2 separate regions of the Homo sapiens genome follow, and region 2 is linked to region 1. The links are chromatin contacts, found by Hi-C or POLR2A ChIA-PET in ENCODE. All regions are on one chromosome and are shown on one strand. Each heading gives the region's core, a stretch centred on a gene start or an enhancer-like site at or near the end of the contact. The rest is flanking DNA. Distances are from core to core; before and after follow the strand shown. Region 1 holds the start of STX6 (syntaxin 6). Region 2 has its middle 40 kb from the start of IER5.

Region 1 (6,198 bases), core at 1,779-4,278:
CATATGTGGTCCAATTAAGAAATTCATGGAACAGATAATAAGAGGCCGTGTCAGGCACTTAGGTGATAATAACATTAACATAGTATCCTGTCCCTCCAGGAGTTTACTGTTTGGTGGGGATAAATGACATGCTAACAGCTAATTTACATTCACCCTAAATCAAATCCTCCTCTTGTGTTCTCTTTCTTGATGGTTGGAACCAACACTACCCATTTACAACCCCAGAAGCCTTCCTCCCTCTTCTTTCATCAATTCCCCCATACCCTGAACCAATCAGTCACCAAGTATACTAACTTTGCCTCTAAAGTATGTCTCAAATGCATCACTCTTCTCCACCTTAGTTGTCACAAGCCCAGCTCAGGATACCCTCATCCCTCCTCTGGACCATAACCTCCTAGCCACTGAAGCATCTGTCTCAAATGCCAATCTGACCCTGTCAATTCCCTCAGTCCCCATGGGGAACTGTCCATAGGAAGCGTCCACTATTCTGAACATTACAAACAAGGGCCCTGATAATCTGACCCTGTCCACCTCCAGGCTTAGCTCCTGCTGCCCCCATCCTTTTCCTTCTACTCCAGCAACATGGCCCCCTTCTCCTGGCTGCTTCTAGTCACTGCTTAGGAACCCCCTGCCCCAGCCCCGAAAACACACAAATATACTGGTATCTTGTCGCTGTGTTTCTATGGCAACCTGTGCCCTTCTCTCACTGTGTGTCTCTCCCACCAGTCTGTCTCTCCCACCAGTCTGACAGTTCCTTGAAGGCAAGAACCAAGCCTTGTTCATGCCTGTGTCTCAGTGCTTAGCACACAGTAGGAGCACAACATGTGTCAGGCACTGTTTTAAGCACTTTTCACACATCACCTCATGACACTCTATAAGGAAGCTGTTATTACGGTGTCTATTTCACAGTTGAGGATAGTGAGAGATGAAGCGGCTTGCCTGAGATGCAACAGTCAGGAAGCAGCAGAACTCAAGCAATCAGACTCCAAGGATGGTCTTCAACACCATGCTCACCTACCCCTCAATTTACATGTGCTTGTTGAATGAATGAACGATGACACGTTTTCACCTCCCCAGCTAAGTAAATTAAACAGTTCTCTCCCAATAAACATTAGCAATCACTAGTATTGGACACTGCTTCCTTTCCCCACATCTGCCTTCCATCATTCGCTCCTCCAGGGATTTTGGCTTTCACCCCTCTCTTCTCTCCCCTCCTGAAACCCATTCAGCCCCTCATCATGTCTAGGTGTTTAGTCTTGTTTTCCTTTTGAAACATCTGTCAGATTCACTCCTTCTCTGTTCTCAATCGCTGTCATCCTGGTCTGGACCTCATCCCTTCAGGCCACATGACTTTAGCAGCGTCCTTACTGGTTTTCCTGACTTCAGTAACTTAGTCCTTTGGGATCTTGAGGTTTACACACATTTTTATTTAACCATCACAACAACCCATGAACTAGCTATTATTATTTATGTTTTATAGATGAGGAACTGAATGATAGAGCCAAGGTTTAAACGGGGTTTGTGTTGCTCCAAGGACTGTGCCAGCTCCAGACTGGTGACCTTGGGCAAGTCACTTAACCTCCGAGTCTCAGATTTCTCATTTATAAAATGGGCATGATAGCAGTAATTATCACATTGTAAGAGCAACTGAGATAACACTTAACATCCTGCCTGACACACACACACAGTAAGTGCTCAATGATTTTCAGCAATCAAAGTCCACAATCCCCATCCACAAATTTCATAGCATATCTAGCATATGAGTTGGTTAATGGTTCTGGGCAAAATGTTTTCTCGAATAGCTCTTGAACCACAGTGAGAGGAAGTTGTCATACCTGGCCCCTTCTTTATTCCTCGAAGGTGTGCTCTCCTGGGAAGCACCATATGCTGTATGAAAAATTACTTTACATGGTTATTTGCAGAATGTACAGCAACAGAAAGTACACCCCATCTGGTGGAAAGTGCACAGAATCTGCAGTTCTGCCCTGTCCAGGCTGTGTGACTACAGGAAGTCTTCAAGCCTCTCTGAACTTATTTTCTTATCTACAAAATGAGAAAAATGGATGGTGTGGTGGCTCACGCCCATAATCCCACCACTTTGGGAGGCAGAGGCAGGAGGATCATGTGAGCTCAGGTGTTCAAGGCCAGCCTAGGAAATATACTGAGAGCCCCATCTCTATAAAAAATTTAAAAATTAGCCGGGCGTGGTGGCGCTCACCTGTAGTCCCAGCTACTCGGGAGGCTGAGGCCGGAGGATCGCTTGAGCCCAGGAGGTCAAGGGTGCAGTGAGCTGTGATTGTGCCACTACACTCCAGCCAGGGTGACAGAGAGAGACCCTGCCCCCCAAAAAGGGGGAGGGGGGAATAATACTTTCCCCCAAAGGATACTGAGATGATGCATACACAACCTTTAGCACACTGTCCAACACAAAGCAAGACCTACTTAAAGGATCTGTGTAACATTATAATCAGATACTATGCTTCATTTTAAGTCGAGGACCAGATAGATTTATAAATTACATACTGTCAAAATTAAGTATTAAAAGTAGAGGAAAGGTAAGAGGATTTTGCAAATCAGGTACAACTACAGCTTATCCTGAAAAGCCGACTGCCTAGTTCTGAGGGAACAAGCCACTCCTCACCCTCAAGCTTGAGGAGAGGGCTGTAGAAGCCCGCCCACCTCCACCGCCCCGAGGGCTCCGCCTCCAGGGCCGAGGGACGCAGGCGTAAGCCCCGCCCACTGGGGGGGGGGGGAGAGAGAGAGAGAGAGAGAGAGAGAGAGAGAGAGAGAGAGGAGAGAGAGGAGAGAGAGGAGAGAGAGGAGAGAGAGGAGAGAGAGGAGAGAGAGGAGAGAGAGAGAGAGAGAGAGATATATGCCCTGGTCACGTGAGCGGGGTGCGGAAGTCGTGTTTCAGGCGGCGTTCGTGATTGGCCGCGGCCGAGGGTCCCGGGGGTGGGGTCAGGCCCTCCGACGCTTCGGGAGGAGCCGGGACTGGAGGCTGCCGAGGGGGCCGGCGCCCGAGTCCGGGATTCGGCCAGTGGTGCTGAGCGAGTGCTGGACCAGCGGCCGTCCTGTGCACCTGGCCTGTGCGCGTGCCCGCTGCTCGGCTTCACCCAGACTAAGGCGCGGGCAGCTGCGGGAACAGGCGGGGTGGGCGGAGGGAGACCGGGAGGCACGGGCGCCCTGTGCGCGGAGGAGGTGAAGGCGGCCGGGGCCGGGACGCCATGTCCATGGAGGACCCCTTCTTTGTGGTGAAAGGGTGAGTGTCGGCCGAGCGCTCCACCGGAGGAAGAGGTGGCGGTGCTGCCTGCCCGCACCTCCTAGGTCTTCTCGCAGTGGGGGGAGGGGAGGCAAGTTGGAGCTGGGGAGGGGGAACAGTGGAGACGGCTTAGTCTTGAGGGCCATGACCAAGCGTCAAGAGACGTTCCCTCCATCCCTACCTGGACCGTGAAGCCACTGTCCCCAGCCAAGCCCCTGGTGGTGGGGGGCCCTTTTTGGCCTGTGTGCTGCGGTACAATTTATTTGGGGGCCGAGGGGCTCAGCAGCTCTGCAGGTGGGGAAGGAGACACGCGGGTCCTGGCGCACACTGGCCGTCTAGTCGAGCATGGGATCTTGCTTCGAAGGAGCGAAAACAGCATCTGGGCAGGAAAAGGGAAATGGCCCTCCTGAGCTTTGTAGTTCGCGTTGACGGGGGTGAGCTCCATTGTCCATTGAGTTTGGAGCGCTTGTCCGCAGACTGGCGAGACCACAACAAGCCCAGAGGCGTCTGAGCACGTTTGCTGGGAGGGAGGCGGGGGCGGGGGCCGTTCTGGGAGGCTGGGGAGCAGGGCACCGGAAGACAATTCAATGGGGGAGTTTTTACTGAGTAATGTGAGGAGAGGAAAGCAGTCGTTCATACTCAGTGATGATTTGGAAGGAAAACAAAATGAAACAAGCCAAACCAAACTTTCCTCAGCTTTCTATTAGCAACCGGAATTTTCTCACAGTGCTAAAGGAAATGAGTGTTGCTTGTTAACTCCTTGATTTCATCCAGGTTGTTTGACAGGTTTCTCCTATTTCTTCTGCCTTTCAGAATAGAAAGGACTGCCTTCTGTTCCCTTACAAGCTATCCTAGCTCATCTTTGATTGCTCGATTGTTTCTTTGGAGATAGAGTCTTCAACTGCACTTTGTAATATCCACTTCGTAGCCATTAAACACATGCAAGAAGATCAATTCTGATGTAACTTTTAGTTTCTTATTAGAAACTTGTCAGTTTTCTGTTTTAAATGTCAAACATGAAAAATCTGAAAACTGCAAAGTTCCCAGGTCAGTACTGATCACCACAGAATGTCCCTTGCTTTTTACTAGTTGCTGCTAGCTTCCTATTTCTGTAGTGGTGCAAGCTGGCCGTTGTATAGTCAAGTGTTGTAGAAAATTTAAATGGTATTTTAGGTGAAATACTTTATCGATTATGCAGTAAAATACATTTATACTACTTCTTAATATTTCCCTGGAAAGTTTTTTTTCTTCACCTTACTCTAATTTAGATGGGAAAATGCTGAGTTGTAAATTTACTGGTAATATGTGTATCCCTACCTAGAAAATGTGATATTTATTAGAAGGATTGATTTAGGGGTTAATTTTTAAAATAGATGTTTTTTCCTTGATTGAAAGTTCTTAATGCTTAGGTTGGCAAAGGTTATCTCTGGCGGTAGAGATCAGAGATGATCAGAAATTTTTTGTTTGACTTTTTATGGAATTTGTCAAAAGCCTAAATTCTTCTGTCTTGGCATTTTTTTTTCTTGATGGTATCCTATACAGTCTACTAATGCTTGCTCACTGATTAAATATCACTACTTTATCGGAACATTGGCTTGGAGGGAGTTTTGATTGATTTTTACATCATTTTAGCTCCTATCTTTAAGGTTCTTGAAGGAAAAGAGATTCTCAGTTCCTTCTGCTGTGGAAAGGTAAAGTCACCCATGAAGGTGTATCCAGATTTTTGGGGAGTCATGTACCTGTGTTTATTAAAAGTATCAAAAATGCATTACACAGCATGCAAAAATTAAAGGTGCCTAAATTATGGCCCTTAGCCTAGGAGCTTCTGGTCTAATCTGAGAAACAAATTACCCCAAAATTAAATAGAAATGACAGGTGGCAAATGAATGAGTGTTGAAGTGAATGCTACAGATAAGTGCCTCAGGAGTTCAGAGAAAGGTAACTCCTTGGGAATTGTTAGGATTAGGAGAGCTTTTGGAGGCAGTAGTGTATCTTGAATTAGGTTTTGAAGATGGGCAGAATTTAGATAATCAGGCCTGTCTCTCTTACCTGGATGCTTATCAGAGTCTTTTTAATTGTTCTTCCTGCTTCTGGTCTCATTTCCTCTTTCAGCTGTCCTGGGATCTATTGGATCATTGCTGTCCAATAGAAGTATAATGCCAGCCATGTATGTCATTTTACATTTTCTAGTAGCCGCAGTAAAATATAAAGGAACAGGTGAAATTAATTCTAATGTAATCTCTAATACATTCAAAATATTCAACATGTGATTAAAGATTATTGATGAGATATTTTACTTTTGTACTAAGTCTTCTAAATCTGATACATATTTTACACTTACTGCACATTTAAATTTGGACATTAAATTTTCATCAGAAATAATTGATCTGTATTTAAAGTTCATTAAATACATTTTTTTTTTTTGAGACAGAGTCTTGTTCTGTTGCCCAGACTGGAGTGCAGTGGTGCAATCACGGCTCACTGCAACCTCTGCCTCCCAGGTTCAAGCGATTCTTGCACCTCAGCCTCCTGAGTAGCTGGGACTATAGGTGTGTACCACCTCACCTGGCTAATTTTTGTATTTTTAGGACTATGGGCAGGGCACCCGCCACCACGCCCGGCTAATTTTTTGTATTTTTTAGTAGAGACGGGGTTTCACCATGTTAGCCAGGATGGTCTCGATCTCCTGACCTTGTGATCCACCTGTCTCGGCCTCCCAAAGTGCTGTGATTACAGGCGTGAGCCACCGCGCCCGGCCTACATACTCTTTAATTGTTCCAAACATACATAAAAGGTTTTTGATAACTGAATTGCTATCAGTTACCAAGTTTACATTAATTAAAATTTAATTTCTGTCACACTAGCCACATTTCCAGTCAGTAGTTGTATGTGGCTTCCGTGTTGGACAGCACAGTGTAAGCTTTTCTAGAGTCCTAGAC
Region 2 (6,198 bases), core at 1,260-3,759, 110 kb before region 1:
AGCTCCCCGGGGCATCCAAGGTTCCAGTGCCACTGGGAGGTGCAGAATGTAAGGCCAAGAATCACAAAGGGTGAGCTCAGCACCTGGCGGGGTGGGAGGAGGGTGGGCAAGGAAGAAGCTGAACATGTTCCAGACAAGGTTTTAGGGTTGATTATCAGGGAGCCCCTGCTGTTCACTGTTGGCCCCCCCGAAGGTCCAGCAAACCACTGACAACCACCAGGTTCAAAATAAAAATCCACTCCCTCCTTCTTCTTCCCGTCCCCTCCCCGACTCAAAGGCACCTTCTCTCTGTGACTTCCCCATTTCTATAAATAACCCCTCCATCATCATTTCAGTCACTTTTGAATCCTCTCAGGCCCCGACTCTCACCCACTCATCCCCTGTCCCCACCCAGTGTCCCTGTAGATGCGGCCTCCTCACCACCCCTCCATCTTTGTGCCCCCACAGTGCTTTTCTGCCTCAGCCCTGCTGCTCTTTGTTCCCCTGCATTCCAACCCCTCAGGCCACTGCCAGGACAGGCCCACCCATGGGACTTCCCTCATCAAAACCATCATCAGACCCCACCCCTATAAAGAAAATACAGCCTCCCCGAGTGGCATTAAGACTTCATACAATGAACCAGGTGATGTGGCACAGGTCTGTAATCCCTGCTACTAGCAAGACTGAGGTGGGAGGATCACCGCATCCCAGGAGTTCAAGGCCAGCCTGGGCAACATAGTGAGACCTCATCTCAAATAAATAAATAAATAAATAAATAAATAAATAAATAAATAAATAAATGAATAAATGGAGAATGGAAAAAAAAAAAAGACTCCACAAATGGACAACATGCCTCCCTGGCCTGACTCTTCCAAACAGCACTCCACAATCTGCCCTTTTCTCAGATCCCAAAATAGGCCCTGTGCTTTGGTGCCTGCTATTTTCTCCATTTGGAAGAAATATCACCCTTCCAAGAGTCAATGTCCTGCTCATTCTTCAAGGCCTCCTCCATGCAACCCTCCCTGACACCCCCACCAGCTGTGCCCCTCCTCCACTGCACTCCTTCAGGCCCAGCCTTTGTTGACCCCTGGCCACAGTTTGGAGAGCAGTTTCGCCCCTTATTGGCTGTGTGATGGTGGGCAAGTCCCTTAGCCTCTCTGGGCCACGGCTTCTTCATCCTTCTCAAGGGTGCTGCAAGGACTGATTGGGACCACCTGCCGTGCAAAGCCCTGCACGTCGTAAGTGCTCGATACACAGCAGTTGCTGCAAGTCATCTCTAGCCCTTCTTCAGGTGGCTCAGCTGTGAGCCTGTCTGCAGATGCACACGAACAGACATCTCCCAAGATCTCTGCTTGCTGTCAGCTGTCCGCTGGCCACATCTGGTGACCTTGCTCAGGGATCTTCTGAGCCGCAGCCTGCCCTTCCTCAAGGTGAGCGTGCCCCGCTGGCAGCAATTGCTTCCCCCGTGGCCTGCCCTGCTCCCCATGGCTCCTCGGGGAGCATGTCTAAGGCACATTCTCCTCCAGAGCCCAGCAGGGCTGAACCACTGCAGGGACATTTTGAGGCAGGATGGAGCACCCCCACACCAGCACTGGAGCTGCAAAGTGCTTCCTAGAGCTGCCAGCCTGTGATCTTCAAGTGAACTTAATGGTGGAAGAAAAAAATCTTGACACTTGGTTGATGTTAAATGGACCTACATGCACTAAATCAGTCACACTCAACTTTCTCATGCCTAGTGTGCTCTCCCAGTGCCTCAGTCGTGCGTTCATTTGCAAAGATTTCCCACTTCAAGGACAGTACTTTCCAGATGGGACTGGAAGACAGACCCTGATAAGGCCTTATGCAGATGACTTGGCAGATTTTGGGCTAACCACACCTCAGGGCCAGAGTGTAGAGGGAGGGGGCCACTGCCTGGAAGAACTCAGCAGGGAGAGGAGCTCAACTCTGAGCGGGCTCCAGGAACAGAGCCAGGGAAAGGCAGGCATTCAACCCAAGTCCAGTCTGTATTGTCCTCAGCAGAGAAAATAGCCCATTCTCTGTGTCCTCTGTGACTACACCAAATGCAGACCGTGAGCCCAAATGAACATGGCACCAGAGAAGCACAAAGCCACATGCTTTTATTGTTATTCCTGTGTCTGCATCATTCATGCCACGCCATTGGGACCTGATGGAAGACACGGGATGTTCTGCCATCCGGCAGGGGACAGGTGCTTCAAAGCCTGTAAAATCCCAAACGTGACATTCTTTAAAGTCATGCCTCTAATGCCCTCAGTAATGCATTTTTACTCCCCAGGTGAACCCCATCAAAGGGGTATTAGTAGGAGACGTTTTCTTCCCACCCCTAGGGAGTCCGCAGTTGGTGCCTGCCATGACTGGGAACCAACCTGCATGGCCACTGGGCAGGGCCAGGCTGGGCCCCAGGCTGCTCTGCGGAAATTCACGCTGCAGGTCTCAGCCGCCCCTCCCTTTGACCCTCAGCCTGACCAGGGAAGGGCATCCGACCCACACACTCTCACTTCCTCTTTCCAAGAACAGAAATAAGGCACCAACTTAACACATTGTACTTGGAGAGAGTCTTGCACCCCTTTCAACTCCTGGACATCGTTCTTTCCTGAGTGCTTTTCTTCCCTCTTCTGCAGCACTCCCTTTCCTCTCCACACAGCATTCTGGTTCTGGCTTGCTCTCTCTGCTCTCTTCTCCCTTTGAGCTCTCGTACCCAGGATCCTAGAGCGTCCGTTCCTTCTGGGCTTTCTTTCTCCCCCCCATCTCTCATGTCTCCCTCCTCCTTTCCTCCTAAGTCCCAAGCCTAGAGTCCCCTCCACCTCTTTCCCAGGCCCTGCTCCCCTCTGTCTCAAACTCCTCCTTCTCCTCAATTCAGAAGAAAGCTGGCCAGAGAGATCTCCTGTCTCCTCCCCCTTCACTTCCCCTCCTCTCCCCGCAGGCACACAAAAGGGGACAGAGGCACCAGATGGCCCGGTGCTAAAAGAGGGGCTCAGGGAGGCTGCCGCCCACAGAGGCCCCTGCTGGGCCTTCAAGCTAGTCCAAGCTGCTGCCGGGCCCAGCCGCCCAGCTGGCAGAGGAGCAGGGCAGAGGACCAGCATCCCCAGTACGAGGCCAGCTCCCCCTGCCCGGCCTGCCCTGGGGCCAGCCTGGAGAGGGAGCACGCTTGCCAGCTGAAAAGCAGAGGGTGTCACCATGTGTCCAAGCCTCAAGCGCCAGGGGCAAGGGTCCGATGGCCCGTGGGGACACTGGGCTTCCTCAGGAAGAAGGAGAGGAGTGGCTGGCAGTCTGCTCTTTCTATGGAACAGGCTGTGCCAAGGAGGGGGCCTCAGCAATGGGTGAGCAGACCACAGGGGAGCCAACAATCCCCCAGTCCCCTCACAAAAAAGAAGATTTAATGACGCATTGGTTAATGTTAACAGCTACCATTCATTCAGTGGTTAGCTGGGCCAGGCATTATGCTAAGTCATTTCCTATAACATCCCTAATCCTTCAAGAGTTCTGCAGGGTAAACATTTTGATCCCTATTGTACAGACAAGAAAACTGAGGCTAAGAGAGGTTAAATGACTTCCCCAGGCATCATAGCTGGAAAGTCAGTTAACACAGTTTATTCCAGGGTTCAAGCGATCCTCCCACCTCAGCCCCACAAGTGATTAGGTCTATAGGCACGCACCACCCTGCCCATAGTGAGACAGGATCTTACTGTGTTGCCCAGGCTGAGCTCAAATGACCCCCCCAGCCCCACCACAACCACCACCTTGGCCTCTCAAAATGCTGGGATTACAGATATGAGTCACGGTGCCCGGCCTAGTTAATACAGTTTAAAGTTTCTTTTCCAGTTAAGATTCTGTAAGTCCTGCTAAGGTGGTGTTGCAAAAGCAGGCACCTAACAATGTCCCCACTAAGGCCTTCAATAAAGCCACAGGCAGGCCAGGCGCGGTGGCTCATGCCTGTAATCCCAGCACTTTGGGTGGCCAAGGCAGGCAAATCACATAAGTTCAGGAGTTTGAGACCAGCCTGGCCAACATGGTAAAACCCCGTCTCTACTAAAAATACAAAAAAATTAGCTGAGTGTGGTGGCACATGCCTGTAATCCCAGCTACGCAGGAGGCTAAGGAAGGAGAATTGCTTGATCCTGGGAGGCAGAGGTTGCAGTGAGCCAAGATTCCACCACTGCACTCCAGCCTAGGCGACAGAACAAGACTCCATCTCAAAAAAAAAAAAAAAAAAAAAAAAGCCACAGGCAGAAGCTTCCAATTCAGTTCTCCATTGCACATGCCTGTGTTGCTTTTTTAAACATCAAGCTCCCAAGTCCCCTCCTCTGGAGGTTCTGATGTACCCCAGCCTCTCCGGAGACACTTGTGCAGGAACAAGAGCTGTGAAGCAGGGCAGACTCGAGTTCCCAGTACCAGTCACGTGACATGGGAAAAGCTACTTCCAACCCTTGGAGCCTCAGTTTCCTACTATTAAAAAAAAAAATGGAGATAATAATGTTTGCTTTACCCATGTGTCATGAGGAGTCTAGGCTGCTTGGCACAGTGCCAGGTGCTCCATAGGTGCTCTGCTGACGTCAGCTCCCCTTTCCTGCCCTTCAGAAACCTGATGCTGCAGCATCCACACTTCAGAGAGCTAAAAAGAAAGGGGCATAGCCCATGGATACTACTCCAGTTAAGCTGACCTTTGGTTCTGGCCTTAATCTAAGTCCGTGCACCCTGCCCCAGGGTCAGGCAGCTCCCACAGGGCTGCAGGACAACAACAAGCCGGCGTAGGCTGGGGGATTTCCAGGGGCGGGACCTCTGCTTTCAGAACTTCCACGGAAAGGCCTCAAAACTGACCAGCTCCACCTGCAAAAGGTCACTATCCAGGCTGGCTGAGAGTCTCTGGAAACCTATCAGTCCATCAAACTGTTCCCCAGTCTTCCTTCCATCATCTGCCAGAGCCCGTATTTCCAGAGCCACCTCTACCAGCTGCCCCTCTGGATGCAACAGGCCCGCCCCCAGGTTCAAGCCCTCCTGCCTGGCCCAGCCGCCATGAGCCCCTCAGGCCATTCTCTCCTGCCAGCCCTAGGCATTTCCCAACCCTCACCTAAAACCCATGTCCCAATTTAAAAGGCAATGAGTGGCTTCCAAATACACCCTTACCTGTTTACTCAGAGTTGACTTTGAGTTACCTGGAAGATGCGCCCACTCCCAATAGCCTGGGTGACAATCTTTCCTTTCCACCTTTTTAACAGAGGACAAGTGAGTTCCAGGAAATGCCTGGAGTGCCTAGCTACCTCTCTGGAGTACACTCAAACCCACACTCATTCTCGCTAAGCAACTTGGCGGAGGCCCTGTTTCACAGGCACCATGCTGGGCACATCTGCCTTCCTCAGCTCCCCTTCTTGAGAAACTGGGAGGTAGGTGCCGGTATCTTTATTTTATACATGAGGGGACTGAAGCATTAGGCCATCTGTATAAGCTCCCACATCTGATGAGTGGTGAACTCAGGATTTAATCCCAGGACTTCTGGGTCCCAGACAAGAGCATTTTCTACTCCACTGTGTCTGCCTCTAAAATCTACCTCAGGCCAGGCGTGGTGGCTCATGCCTGTAATCCCAGCACTTTGGGAAGCCAAGGCAGGTGGATTACCAGCGATCAGGAGTTCAAGACCAGCCTGACCAACATGGCAAAACCCTGTCTTTACTAAAAATACAAAAATTAGGCCGCACAGTGGCTCACGCCTGTAATCCCAGCACTTTGGGAGGCCAAGGCAGGCGGATCACAAGGTCATGAGATCGAGACCATCCTGGCTAACATGGTGAAACCCCATCTTTACTAAAAAAAAAAAAAAATACAAAAAATTAGCCGGGCATGGTGGCAGGTGCCTGTAGTCCCAGCTACTCAGGAGGCTGAGGCAGGAGAATGGCATGAACCTAGGAGGCGGAGCTTGCAGTGAGCAGAGATCGCGCCACTGCACTCCAGCCTGGGCGACAGAGTGAGACTCCGTCTCAAAAAAAAAAAAAATACAAAAATTAGCCAGTGTGGTGGCGCCGCCTGTAATCCCAGCTACTCAGGAGGCTGAGAAAGGAGAATGGCTTGAACCCAGGAGGCAGAGGTTGCAGTGAGCAGAGATCGCGCCACTGTACTCCAGCTTGAGCAATAGAGTGAGACTCCATCTCAAAAAAATAAAATAAAATAAATCTACCTCAAATCTATTTCTCACCCTCTTTGTTGCCC

The links. Hi-C counts contacts between places; a loop is a spot of excess contacts on that map. ChIA-PET counts read pairs that join two places held with the same protein, here RNA polymerase II (POLR2A). Pooled maps may share reads with other maps.
Region 2: a loop to region 1 is called in a map with no recorded cell type, with 4 times the contacts of the local background. The contact joins the enhancer-like site here to the promoter of STX6 in region 1. A Hi-C loop is called at or near these places in 5 of 168 maps with a recorded cell type or tissue (HAP-1, K562, MCF 10A and 2 more), 15 of 37 single-sample maps with no recorded cell type and 10 of 50 pooled maps. POLR2A ChIA-PET finds 5 or more read pairs at or near these places in 20 of 52 experiments (A549, AG04450, B cell and 15 more).

The regions. Positions count from the first base shown.
Region 1 is chr1:181,019,700-181,025,897 of GRCh38, reverse strand. STX6 (syntaxin 6) reads left to right here and starts at 3,028. Exons shown (of 8, transcript NM_005819.6): 1 at 3,028-3,259. The coding sequence starts at 3,225. RefSeq lists silencers at 2,747-2,846, 2,967-3,096 and an enhancer at 2,505-3,288.
Region 2 is chr1:181,125,607-181,131,804 of GRCh38, reverse strand. No RefSeq gene overlaps it. Among named protein-coding and RNA genes, the nearest start is that of IER5, 40 kb to the right of the region's middle. RefSeq lists enhancers at 1,104-1,213, 1,464-1,543, 2,854-2,953. Within about 2 kb of position 2,509, at least 13 of the 41 ENCODE cell types and tissues checked have a DNase peak (open chromatin) inside an H3K27ac peak, as active enhancers do; they include B cell and GM12878, where a contact is called at or near this core.